Regions from separate parts of the Homo sapiens genome. Here regions 1 and 3 are each linked to region 2. A link is a contact called in ENCODE Hi-C or POLR2A ChIA-PET data. All regions are on one chromosome and are shown on one strand. Each heading gives the region's core, a stretch centred on a gene start or an enhancer-like site at or near the end of the contact. The rest is flanking DNA. Distances are from core to core; before and after follow the strand shown.

What was found. Hi-C counts contacts between places; a loop is a spot of excess contacts on that map. ChIA-PET counts read pairs that join two places held with the same protein, here RNA polymerase II (POLR2A). Pooled maps may share reads with other maps.
Region 1: a map of naive thymus-derived CD4-positive, alpha-beta T cell shows a loop between it and region 2 (10-fold over the local background). The contact joins the enhancer-like site here to the promoter of SMAD2 in region 2. A Hi-C loop is called at or near these places in 1 of 168 maps with a recorded cell type or tissue (naive thymus-derived CD4-positive, alpha-beta T cell), 1 of 37 single-sample maps with no recorded cell type and 7 of 50 pooled maps.
Region 3: a map of ascending aorta shows a loop between it and region 2 (26-fold over the local background). The contact joins the promoter of ME2 here to the promoter of SMAD2 in region 2. A Hi-C loop is called at or near these places in 2 of 168 maps with a recorded cell type or tissue (ascending aorta and naive thymus-derived CD4-positive, alpha-beta T cell), 1 of 37 single-sample maps with no recorded cell type and 15 of 50 pooled maps. POLR2A ChIA-PET finds 5 or more read pairs at or near these places in 2 of 52 experiments (PC-9 and activated B cell).

Annotation. Positions count from the first base shown.
Region 1 is chr18:45,686,566-45,690,708 of GRCh38, forward strand. The region is part of intron 7 of LOC105372093 (a long non-coding RNA gene); the gene reads right to left. Among named protein-coding and RNA genes, the nearest start is that of SLC14A1, 36 kb to the right of the region's middle. Within about 2 kb of position 1,251, at least 10 of the 41 ENCODE cell types and tissues checked have a DNase peak (open chromatin) inside an H3K27ac peak, as active enhancers do.
Region 2 is chr18:47,928,694-47,933,093 of GRCh38, forward strand. SMAD2 (SMAD family member 2) reads right to left here and starts at 1,966. Exons shown (of 11, transcript NM_005901.6): 1 at 1,668-1,966. LOC124904297 (a long non-coding RNA gene) reads right to left here. Exons shown (of 2, transcript XR_007066360.1): 2 at 3,495-4,400. RefSeq lists silencers at 1,395-1,924, 1,955-2,884.
Region 3 is chr18:50,876,774-50,881,263 of GRCh38, forward strand. It overlaps ME2 (malic enzyme 2), which reads left to right and starts at 2,345. Exons shown (of 16, transcript NM_002396.5): 1 at 2,345-2,535. RefSeq lists an enhancer at 2,134-2,635 and a silencer at 2,174-2,733.

The DNA.
Region 1 (4,143 bases), core at 1-2,500, 2.2 Mb before region 2:
TGCACAGGTTCTTACTCTTGGTTAGATCAGGATCCTCTGATTCTGATGCCAGGCCCTACCTCAGGCCAATTAAGCCAGCAATGGGCCTGGGCACAGGTAATTTTTTTAAAGCTCCTGGGGTGATTCTAACATGCAGCTGGGGCAGGAAAACAACGGTGCTGCCTATTTCTTGGACCCCAACTGTTTCTAATTTGAGTCACTCTTCAGCACTCCGTTAAACCCCAGTCCCCATCCTCAGTTCCCAGGTGGGTTTGCATAAGGGGTAGTAGACCTGCCAGGAGATGCAGTGAGAAGCACTGAGCACTGAGGCAGGAGGAGCACAGACAGCACAGAGAATCCTCTAAAGTGAAGTTTCTCTCTTTCTCACTGTTGTTGGGGACTCACCCTGCACCACAAAGAAGACTAGATAAAGAAAACCACTAACCAGTAACATCCGGCTCAGTAGGCTGAGCACAAAAGCAAGGTTTTGCTTTGGCCCTAGACCTAGAAGCCTGCTGAGTGAGCGCCTTGGCCCTAGAAAAGAGGAGCAGGGGGTTGTCCGGAGCCCCTCCGACCACGCTGCTCTCAGTCAGGCACCACAGACACAGGCAGAGCTGGCTAGAGGTCAGAGGCATGGCCCCAGTGAGAAGCAGCAGCTGTGCCCTGTGAGCAGGTAGGATGGGGTTAAGGGCTGGCCTGGAATGGGGGCAGAAGGTGGAAGTTGGGAAATGGTGATGACAGCAGTTATTGCAAGGGGGCAAGCCAATGGGCAGGCAGTGGGCGTAGAAAAGCAGCTCCACTGAGACAGCCATGCAGGGAGCCCTGTGCAGGCAGACAGCTGTGGTCAGGGGTTAAAGAGGTGGAGAAAAGCAGAACATGGAGCCATGTAGAGAGCAGGTGCTGGCGGCCAGCTGGTACTGTAACAGGAAGAGTGCAAAAAAAAAAAAAAAATAGCAGTTTTTGCCATGGGGTGAGGCTCCACCCCTCTTTGAACTGTCTGGTGGGGCCAGGGCTGGGGCTGGGAGAGGGATGGGGTGGCTTTCACTCCTCTCCCCAGTGCTTGCTTCTTGATGGGTCAGTCTGGGTCACTAGGGTCCACCTGTCTCTTACGGCATGGCCTGAGCAGTAGTTTCAAGGGGTGTCATGGGGCGGGGAGGTGGGCAAGTCGGGCAGCAGAGCATTACAAACCCTGGGGCCCAGGCAACAGCCCAGACTAGCTCTATCAGAACCTTAGGGGCGGCCCAGGCCGGGGTGGTTGCCAAAGCTCCCCAGGGGGCCCCATCAGTAGAAGGTGTGGGGGCTGCTCGGTGCTGTGCTGTGCTGCTCTGTGCAGGGCTGCAGGGAGAAGATTCTCTAGAGAGCTCTCAAGTGGGAGGAGCCCCAGGCAGCATGATTTTGTCAAATGGAGATTGTCTCTGTCCCTGAGGTCAGAGGAGGGCTGTAACCATACAGTTCTTAACCTCTGGATTTGGACAAATGTAAGCTGTGTTCCTGGCCCCTCTAAAGACCTGTGAATCCTATTCTGCTCATCTGTGTGTAGTTCTTGTTTTTAAGCTTCCAGAGAGACACTGATTCCTAGCTAGTTTCTAACCCTAGCATACAGCAAGATGGAAAGCTCAGGACACAAGATTAAAGTGACAGCCTGGAGGGCAGGACAGGGAGTCTGGGCTGTGGCTGGAGCACCCATCACCATTCCTGGGCCACAAGCCGCCTTCAGGGACTGGCTTCCTGTTCTCCCAGGCCCCGCTGTGGCTCCTTGGCCTTAGCCCCAGGTTCTCAACATGAACAGACTGTGAACTCCTTGTGAACAGCGATGAGTTTTGTACATTCCCCTAACTGGGGCCTCTCTCCCGCAGTGAATGAGTAAGTGACAGACACAGTTATACTAAAGTTATAAGTTATGTCCAGCAAAAGAGAGGCATTGCCTTCTCTGTTGTCATCTGTCCTCCCATCAGTGTCTTGCAAGTCTTAATAGCTTTTGAACAAATGAATCATATTTACATTTTGTACTGGGCCCCATGAATTACGTAGCTGGTCCTGTGCTGAGCTCTTGGTGGCAACTGGAGCTTGCTCTCCCATGGCTGCAGCATCAAAGATCCCCCTGGGCTAGTTCTCTGCTTTCAAACTCCTTCCTCACCCATGACAGCATGAGACAGCAACACAACACCCCAATATACACAGAGCCTCACTTGTGGGGTACTCACTTGACAAGCACCCCAGGGAGCAAAGGAAGTGCAGAGAGAGGTGGCACCTTCTATCCTGAAGACCCAGCACACCCAGGCTCCATGGTGCAGGGACTGGAACAAACCAGGAAGGCACCCCACAACCAAAATATTTGTAGATTTTCCAGCTGGAGCAAAGGAAAGACCCAGACAGATCCCTACTCATAATCAGCTCATGAAACGCCCTACTGGAGAAAGGCAGAAAGAGTAGCTGGCTTTTTCCCCATCCCTGCATACTCCCCTGGGTGCTCTTTGAATCAATGTTTAGCCGGATTTCACCCAATCATGAGCGTGTGAGTGGGGAGCACCCCCATGACTTGGCTTCCTGCCCAACACATCACACCACAACCTGTGAATAACTCATCTTCCCCAACACATTATAACCTCTGAGGGGCCAGATTATGTATTTTCATGGCCCCCATTCCAGGCCTGGCACGTGGATACATATTTACTGACAGATGGACCCCTACTTCAGCATCCCTGTAAGCCTGGAATTAATTCCAGGAGGTGGGTACTAAGCAAGATAATGTTTAACCAAAATGCAGATTCTAGCACCTCCCCTGAACCCTAAGATATTGGGATTCAGTAAGTGATGGGGTATCTGCATTTTTACCTGCATCGCAAATGACTTAAGAAGGCCAATTCTCCTGGCTATCTGAAGAACTGAAGGAGGTGGGTAGACAGAGGGGGTCTCAGCACAGGAATTTGAGTAGAATTCACGTAGAAGCCCAGGACATGATTGCATGAGTGGCCATGGGTCAGTGTGCAGCTTGCAAATCCAGTCACTGTAAGGCCTTATCCTAGAAAGGCCCTGACGGGGACTGGGGTTGCGGGGGTGGGGATTGAGGCAGGTGGCTACCATCTGTCAAGAGCAGCAGCAGACCTGCAGCTGGCTCCATGGCTTCTGTGGCCCATGCCCACCCTCCCTCCTTACCATCACAGCAGTCGCCCAAATGGCTCAGAGAGGAGCTCATGGGAACCCCACTTACTGTTGACACTGGGGGAAAAGAATGGAAATATGATTTGGCATAACTTGAGGGACGTATAAATGGTTTGTGCCTTTCACACCCCAAAAACTTCAATTTACCTCCCTCATGAATGTCTTAGAAGCTTCTGCATTCTTTAAGAAAACTCTAGTTTTTACATAAATTTAATATTGACCATATAATTCAACATTCAATTTTATGTTATCTGGTATCACCTGCCACCTGGGTGGAGGGTCTTATTTGCTCAGCAAGATGGGAAACTCTAAAGTCAAAGACCTCATCTTATAATTACTTGAACACAACATACTTTGGAGACCAAACATATTACTGAGCACAGGATATCCGTGCTGCTTGATTCACTTACTATTTGAACTCCTGGTTCTGAGACTGTTATCCGAGGAGAATAAAAGGGTGCTGGATGGGCTTCCATGGAGAGATGGAAACTGTCTGAGTGTTAAGGGCTCAGGCTAGGGAGGAGACAAAACTCTTCTTCTGAAAGTTTCATAGCTTTAGCTCTTATATTTAGGTCTTTGATCCACTTTGAGTTATTTTTTGTATATGGTAGTAGAGTCCCCAATCTTCTGCAAGTGGATATTCAGTTGCCCCAGCACTATTTATTGAAAAGACTATTCTTTTTTGCATATGGGATTGTTTTTCAGAATCCAGAAAAATCTTTAGTTCACATTCCTCTTGCTTTAAGGTAGTATTTCCATAACTCATCAGTCATGGATCTTAAATACATATCCAAAAGAAAAAATTTTAAATAAGAAAAAGTCACATGATCCAATGAGATCCAGGTACATTAAGCCAAATAAAGTTTAACATCTTTCATTAGCATTGGCTTCTCAAAGACTTTAATGCCAGTGTGCTTTTAATGAATCACTTATCCTTCTTTTATCAGAGAAGGGCGTGTGTGTGTGTGTGTGTGTGTGTGTGTGTGTCCACATATTAACATC
Region 2 (4,400 bases), core at 716-3,215:
CCTTGAAAACCCAAACTTTTGTTGAACACCTACAATGCTTGTGGCCGCACTTTAGAAGGTGTGGCTAAGTATAAAAACCAAGCTCTAAGAGCAATTTCTTACTAAAACCCCAAAATGAACGTTTCCAATCACATTACATTAATTAAACCTGGCCAGTGAACAGCCTTGAACTCAATTAAATCCAGCAGAGTTTAATATTTATAGTAAAAGTGGGCACACTCTTTAGAAATGCCGAAAGATGTGAACTATTTATATTTACTACGACAGCTAAGTTTACGGCAACGGCTAAGGAACTTTAAAAATAAAAGTATTACTTTTGAATTTAATATAAACGTTTGCTAAATGACCTTCTGGCAGAGGAAATTCTTTAAATATCTTGTATGGGTTTTCCGAAGGCAAATTTTTTAAATACCCTCAAACTATGGTACATTTATGAAGCCCATTTTAAATTACTTCTCCCATCTCTGCTTCATCTGCTTCACTAATTCATGTATTAAAACTGTTGAAACTCCATTTAACTATTTGACTAACTTCTCTGTAAGATGGAAACTTTTTAAAGGGTGTTAAAGTAGAATAGCAAATTTTCAGCATAATAAGAGCAAATTTATTACTAGGCTCAAGGAAAACATCCTATCAGCGATTCATTCATACGAAACTATCAGGTTCAATTCATATGAAGTCAGAAGAGAGAAAAAGAATTTTGGAAATTAAATCACATTTCAAAGACCATTTCTAAAAAGATGTAATTATTCCAAGTTATTTATTTATTAACAATTATTTTACACATGTCGTTTTAAAAGTTTCACAAACCCAAATTTAAGATAGTCCAAATTGCAACAAACAAGACATGACTTTGATGGAAAATGCTGCTTGCAAATTCGTTTTACCTGGAAATTTCTTTTTTAAAGGTATGGTTGACAACACACTGGTGGTATTTTGCTTTTAAAGGGTCAAGAGAAAGGAATAACAAAACCAACCCAGGCATTCTTTTTCTGTTTAGGATCAAAAGGACATTTTAAGGATAAGTAAAAGACAAAAGTACCTGACCCAAAGACAATATCCCCCTCCAAGAGAACAAAGTAAGTTGCAATTTTAAAAACCAAGTTTGAAATACGAGAAATCACTTCGAGGGCTTTCCAAAGGCGTGTGATAAAAACTAATAGGCTCCACCCGCAGAACAACTTTCACAAGTGAGTGAAGGATGATCACAGAGTTATCAGCTGTGTGCGTGTTTGTGAGTACACACAAGCCATGGAAAACCCGAGACTACCACTGTTAACAAAGGTTACGAGACCAAAAAAAAAAAGTGGAGGCAAAGTATTACGCGTCCCTAACAAGGCTTCCCCACAACTCCTGAAACAAGAGCTCTGGCCCTTCGGCTTTAAAAATCAGAACCACAAACTATGGAGTGTGAGAGCAGCGAGGGGAAGGGACGCAGGCAGCCCCCGCCCCCGTCAGCCTGGGCGGCAGCGCAGTGCAACCGAGCCCCGTCCCTTCCCGGCTCTCCGGCCCCGAACCCGCACGCCCGGGCCGGCGCACCCACAGCCCCCGAACTCACCACACCCCAGCCCCCACCCGCAGCGGCCATGTGACACGGCCCATCGCCCCGGCCGCGGACGCACGCAAACACTTCCCTAGCTGGAGGCCCGCGGGCGCCCAGGCTTTACCTGCAAGGTGGCGCCAGGTCCCGCCCCGTCAGATCCGGGGGGTCCGGGACCTTTTGTTCCTTCCTCTTCCGATGGGATGGAGGGGGCTGGGAGGGGAAGAGGGGAATGGGCGATTGGAGGCGGAACTGAAAACACTCCCGGCCGCCGTCTTCCCGCCCCGCCCCCAGGCCCGGGCCCGGCCGGCGGCCCGGGCGCGCGGGAGGGTAGGGGAAGAGAGGGGAGGGGAGGGGAGGAGAGGGAAGGGGAGGGGAGGGAGCCTGGCCGCCGCCCGCGGGGAAGGAGGGGGTGAGGACGCGCGCGCCCGCGCTGCCCCTCCTCCCCTCAGGCGCGCGCCCGCAGCCCTACCGGCCGCCCGCACGGCCGCGCCCTCCCCCGCCAGCCCACCTCCGCTTCCGCCCTCCGCCCTCGGCCGCCGGCCGCCGCGGCGCCACGCACCCACCTCCCGGCGGCTGGCGGGCTGCTGGCTGGCGAGCTGCTTCTCCGCCGCCGCGGCCGCGCGGGTAGACCCGCCTGCCACCCTGGGCCGCGGGCCCCGCCGATTCGCCGGCGCAGCCCCGGGGCTGGCACCCTGCCGCCCGCTGATTGGCGCCTCCAGCCGCCCGTTAGGGCGCGAGGCACGCCGGCCGAAAGCCGCGCGGGGCGGGTATGGAAGACGGAGGGAGCGGAGGAGGAAAGGAACGAGGCCGAGCACCGCGGGAAGGGCCGGGGGGCGAGCGGGGCGCGGGGAGTCGCCGGCCACCGCCTCCCCACCTCCCTTTGCCTACGGCCCGCCCCGCCTCCCGGCCGGACCGGCGGCGCCCGCAGCCAATCAGCACGAGGGAAGCTCGGGGTGTGAGCCGCGCATCGGGGGCCTCGAATCGGAAGGGAGACGTCGCTCGCTGATTGGTCCCGCCTCCCCAGTCTAGCGTGAGGCGAGGCGGGGCGCGGCCGGGCGGGGCGGGACGCCCGCGGTTTCGCTTGAGTTGGGCGCCGGCGCGCTCCCACCGGGGCTCACGGGCGGAGAGGGAGAGGCCCGCGCCTTGCCGCGCATTAAGACGATTCCCGGTGACCGCCCGATCCCTCGCCAGCGTCGTGGGTGGGGCCTGTAGGGGCCTGCCGCCTCGTCCACCGTCCGTCGTGAGGCCGGCAGCGGACACGTGCTCATCCCACGGGGAGGCCCCGCGCAGCGCGGAGGACGCGCCTGAGAGAGAAAAGGGGTTCGGGAGAAGCCCGAGGACCCGGCCCGTGACTGGGCGCGCCCTATGCAAATGAGCGGGCGGGGCCCTCGTGTTGCTGAACGAGGGCGGGTTCGCGATGTAAATAAGCCCAGAGGTGGGGTCTTTGGAGAGCACTTAGGGCCCGGGTAGGGGATGCCAGGTATAAGTGTTTAACCTAAATTTTGGTTCCGTCTTCAGTAAAAATGATATCAATAATCCATGTCCCGAAGGGTCTTTGTGAAGTCTAAAAGAAACATCTGTCACGATGTCCCTTAATGGCTGGGATATCTTCCCTTCCCCTTTTCTCCACTGTTGCGACGATTAGGCCCCAACTTGCACATCTGCCCTACAGGAGGCAGCAAGGCCCTAAACTTACGGCTGCCCAGAACATAACTGCACCCAGGGAAAACCTTGTTGCGGTTACCCTTAGGAACACCCAAGCCTCTGCTGACAAAATATTGAGCCCAACTAATCACATCAGGTGTTTACTATGCACCCACTGTGACACAGGCAGGGAGTACCGTAGAACTAAAGTTGAAAAGAAACTTAGGTTTCACACAGGTGCCAGAGACAAGACTAGAACACAGTTTTTTTTTGGCTGCCTGTCCAGTAATTCATTCTCATGTGTGGCTTAGTTTATAGATTTAATTGGGGACTTCAAATAAGCGGGAAAGAAGCACTAGCAATACAAATCGGTAATCAGGAAGTACCAAATGAGCACTCCAAACAGTAAGAGTTTTTGAAGTATACGCTTTCTTCTGAGAAATGAACGTGTCCCAGAGGAGGGTGCCTTCAGATGGACCTTAAGAGAGATGTGGCCATCCCCTGAGTCATACAAGTTTTCCAGATGTCCTTTCAAAATCTCTGTCCTTTCCACCGTCTCTGTCCTCACACATAGAGGAACTTTTCTCACGGGAAGGTTGCGATGAAGAGCATAAACCCAGGAGTCAGGCACGTTGTAGCTTTGAGTACGACTCTGTTCCAGATCTGTAATCTTTGGCAAATGGAACTCACCTGCAACGATACCTACTTAAATATAGTTGTGTGATGATTAAATAATAAATATGAAAGTAAATAACATAGGGCTTTGAAGTTCAAGGAAAGTCAGTGATCATTAACTTCTCTTCTGTTGCGTGCGAACATTTATGCTGAGACGAACCTACTCAGCAGAAATTCTTCCTCCAAAAATTCCCTTCCAGGGTGGTTTCTTCCATTGTTAGTTTAGAGGCAGCTCTACTAACCCCTTAATAAAAATAAAAAAGTTTGTGAAGGACACCCAGGAAGCCATTTGGTGGAGCTGTCCCACCTCCTCTGCCTTGTTTCCTCTTTCCAGAGCCACTAGGGAGGACGGTCCAGGGCAAAGGCTGTTCAACTTACAAGTAGGAAGGCTGTTTCTTGTTTTTGGTCTGTCTTCCTGCTAATACAAGTCAACAGTTGTAATATGAAGTAGCATATTAAAAGCTACCCTGGTCACACAAGTATTTTCTCCTGTGTGAACAGGGTGTGGATTTGGGTGTCCACCTGAGTAGTAGAAATA
Region 3 (4,490 bases), core at 1,095-3,594, 2.9 Mb after region 2:
TTCTGTGGTGACTGTGTGTGCACAGTAGCAGAAAAAGTTAGTTCTGTTTTCTTTTTCTTTTCTTTTTTTTTTTGAGATGGAGTCTCCCTCTGTCGCCCAGGCTGGAGTGCAGTGGCGTGATCTCAGCTCACTGCAAGCTCCGCCTCCTGGGTTCACACCATTCTCCTTCCTCAGCCTCCCGAGAAGCTGGGACTACAGGCGGCCGCCACCAAGCCCGGCTAATTTTTTGTATTTTTAGTAGAGACGGGGTTTCACTGAGTTAGCCAGGATGGAATTCTGTTTTCATTAGGAAGCCTTTGACCAATCACTGTAAGTGGCTAAGGGGAAAGAAATTGTTGTCAGAGCAGACCAGAAAACAGCAGTTTCTACCTCCTTGACAGTAGCGGGTATTTAATAAGGAATAAATTGACTTCAATGTAAGCAAAATAAGTTCCCTCCATGATAGCTCTCTACAACTTTCAATCTGGGATTATTCGAATGTAGGACAAACTGTCCTTAAATTCTTTAAATTGACAAACAATTGTATATAATTATGGTCGGGCGCGGGTGACTCATGTCTGTAATCCCAGCACTTTGGGAGGCCGAAGCAAGCAGATCACTTGAGGCCAGAAATTCGAGACTAGCCTGGGAAACATGGTGAGAAACCCCGGCTCTACTAAAAACACAAAAATCAGCTAGGCATGGTGGCGGGTGCCTGTAATCCCAGCTACTTGGGAGGCTAAGTCAAAAGAATCGCTTGAACCTGCAAGGCGGAGGTTTCGGTGAGTCAAGATCACGCCACCGCACTCCAGCCTGGGCGACAGAGCAAGACTCCATCTCGAAAGAAAAAAAATGTATATACTTTAATGCAATGGGATACAATGTAATGTTTCAATACATTGTGGAATGATCAAATTAGGCTAATATATCCATCACCTTACATGCTTATTTCTTTTTGGTGAGAATATTTTAAATCTACTCTTTCAGCCATTGCGAAATATACATTATGAACTATAGTCACCATGCTGTGCGATATTTCTAAAACTTACTCCTGAAACTTTTTACCCTTTGACCAACATCTCCCCATTCCCCATCTACCCCCCAACACCCCCACAACTGTCTTTCAAAGACAAAAGAATTTCACCTCTACTAATGAAGCATTTATGTAGAAAGACACTGGTAATGTTTAGTTTCCTTCATCCAACCTGCTGCATCTTGTAAGTTCCTGGCAAGCAGAGTTACTTTAGGTCATTCATATTTATAACCTCTCCTTGCCTGCGGTGGTTATTATAGCAACCACACCTATGGATTATCACCTAACTGGAGTTTCCTCCTCACAGGCCCCACCCTTCAATGTTCAGAGAGGGGCGATTGCCCCAGATTTTATTTAATTGTCAGAGTTTAGGAGGGAGCAATTCACTCTTCCCTACTTCCACTCCATCTTCTCAATCCTACATTTCCATCACTTTTAATTTTATTCTGCCTTGCCTCTTTTTTTATATTTTACATCTTATTTTTGAAATTGTCATTACCATGCCTTGTTTTAAGAGTACACAAGCTCATTATAGTAAAGAGTTTTGGGTGATAACATTTTCTGAAATAAGGGTGAAGAAATATCCTCCCATGTCACAACCGTTGGGAGGGCGGGGGTAGGGATGTTGGAAGGCACGGTCCCTGCGGCTTTCAAGGACAAGACAATTAAGTGTTCCGGTGCTTTTCTGAGGCAGAACATTGAGCATCTATTTATGGTGACTGTGACAGTGGAGGTGATTGGTAAATTCACCGCAGGCCAATAACCTTGCCAGCAGCCATGAGGAGTGGCAAAGAATTCTGCAGAAGAGCAAGTCCTAAGCACACAAAACAGCTCGGAAAGTGAAAGCGTCGCTGAAGTGCGGAAGCCTCGCATTTCCTGGGTCCTCTTCTTCCTTCCTTTGCCGTCTCCTGCCCTCCCGTTCTCCCCCTTCCTCTGTGGCTCAGGCAGGACAGACCCCAACTCCCAGCTTCCCTGGCCTCCGCGGGTTCGGAGACTGGGACCCCCGGGCCAGGAGTGCTGGGGGGCGCGGTCGGCCAGCCCCGGCTTCCTTCATGGAGCGGCGGAGCTCCACCTCCTCCTCCGCACTGCACTTCTCACATCCTCAGCATCGCGTCCACGAGGCCGCCCGCCCCGCCTCAGAACCGTAACCTCCAGGAGCTGGGTTGAGGAAGGCGCGGAGGACAGGAACCCCAGCGCCGGCAGCTAAGCCTCCAGACGGAGCCCGCCCCTCCGGCCGGTTCCTGCCTCCAATTGGCCCGCGAGCCCGTCCGTCTCCACCGTGGGCCACGCCTTCCGGGCCCCGCGGCTGGCCGGCTCCTCGCGCCCTCCCCTCTCTCGGCCGCTCTTCGGGCCGCCTCTGCGTGTGGGGCCGCCCGCGCCAGTGTGAGCCTGAGCTGACGGCGGCTCCGGGAGGCTCGCAGAAGGGGAGGGCCGGGCGGCGCGGGAGCTGAGCATCGCCAGGGCGGGCGGCAGGGCGCGGCCTCTCCGCCGGGTGTACCACCTGTCGCGGCGCGAGACCTCTGGTAAGGCCCGGCGCGGTGGGGCCCGGGCGGGGGTCCGGGAGAGGAGCGGGCGCCGGCCTCCCCTGGCCCGGCCCCGAGAGCCCAGCGCTGCCGCGCCTCCGGCCTCCGCGCGTGCGGCCCCCGCCGTTCCCGGCCTGGCGGTGGGGGCTGGGGGAAGGGAAGCGGTCTGCGGAGTCCGGGCTGAGGGCGAGGGACCGGCTACATCGCGGCGACCCAGGTTCCAGCGGCCGCGGCTCTACCCGGCGCGCGATTTCCAGGTTCCTCCGCCGGCTGGTGCCTGGGCGCCCCGCTCTCGCCCGGGAGCGAGGCCCTGGGCCTCCAAACGCCAGCATCTCTTTCTCGCTCTTTCTGCACCCCTCCACAAAAGGACTTCTGTGGCTGGAAACCCTTTGGCAAGCCTATCTCCTTTATTCAGTCGGGCCGAGTTAACGGCAGGAGTTAGGCTGTGTGTGTGGCTCCTCCCTTTAAAAAAAGACTTGCTGCGGGCTGGAGAGTTCTGAGATTGGACCGATTCCGTCTATTATTAAATGCCATCTGTGGACCGGGATTGGCAGGTGTTTCTTTCACGCTGGCGATAACTATCTCTGCATGTGGTGTTACCTAGGTGGTCCTAGGTTTCGACTTTCTTTTTTGGTTCCAGAGATAATTCTAGAAAATTTACGTTGCTTGTGGTGAGAAGCGTGATCAAATTAACACGTGCTTTCTTACAAAACGTTTTATCATCTTCTGTCTGTGGATTTACCTTCCTGATGCTTGTGGCTATCACCTCTAAGCAAAGAGGTTAATAGCATTGCTATTTCTGTTAGTGTTGCAGTTGATAACGATAACAATAGTAGCATGTATTAATTGCTAGTGACAGGCAGAGCGCTAGTTTCTACACGGATTATCTCAAAATAACCCTTTGAGGTTGATACTGTTACTGCCTCCACTTTACAAACCAGGAAACTAAGGTTTAGGTAGGTTAAGTAACTTGCCTAAGACCACAGTTTTAACGTGACAAAGCCTAGATTCAAACTCAAGTGGTCTAACTTCATAGCTGCATCCTCCACCCCCACTCCCTTAAACGTGTATACTCCTTAAGCATTGCTCATGTTGTTAAGCTAATTGCGATGTTGTACCCATAATTTTGATTTTCAATTTACAAATACTCTGTAAATTAGATGAGAGAAACAGTTGTTTTTAAAAACATACATATAGGCCGTTCGCGGTGGCTCACGCATGTAATTCCAGCACTTCTGGGAGGCCGACGTGGGTGGATCACCTGAGGGCAGCTAATTTTTGTAATTTTAATAGAGACGGGGGCTTCGCCGTATTGGCCAGGCTGGTCTCGAACTCCTGACCTCAAGTGATCTACCCACCTTGACCTTCCAAAGTGCTGGGATTACAGGCGTTAGCGACCGCGCCTAGCTCCTAATATGACTTTTATCATGCATTAATAGGAAATGTTGGGCTATGCTTCTGTAGAAATATTCTCTTGAGAATAATATATTTATGCTTAGTAGCTATTTCTGAGAACTGCTTATGGGTGACACCCTTAGAGGGTGTTTATATGTTTTTGTCTTTTAATATATTTATGAAAACAAAATATTCATAAAGGAAAAAACCCATTTACCATTTGGGAACTTCTTTTGTAAAATTAAAAACTTACAGCTATGTATGTATAATCTGTATATTAAGTTAAAAACTCTAATTGATTTTGGTGAATTTCAGACAAACTAGACATATTTTATTCTCTTTAAGACGGAGTTTTGCTCTTGTTGCCCAGGCTGGAGTGCAGTGTTGCGATCTCCACTCACTGCAACTTCTGCCTTCCGCGTTCAAGCGCTTCTTCTGCCTCAGCCTTCTGAGTAGCTGGGACTACAGGCATGCACCACCATGCCCGGCTAATTTGTGTGTGTGTGTATTTTGAGTAGAGACAGGGTTTCACCATGTTTTTCAGGCTGGTCTCGAACTGC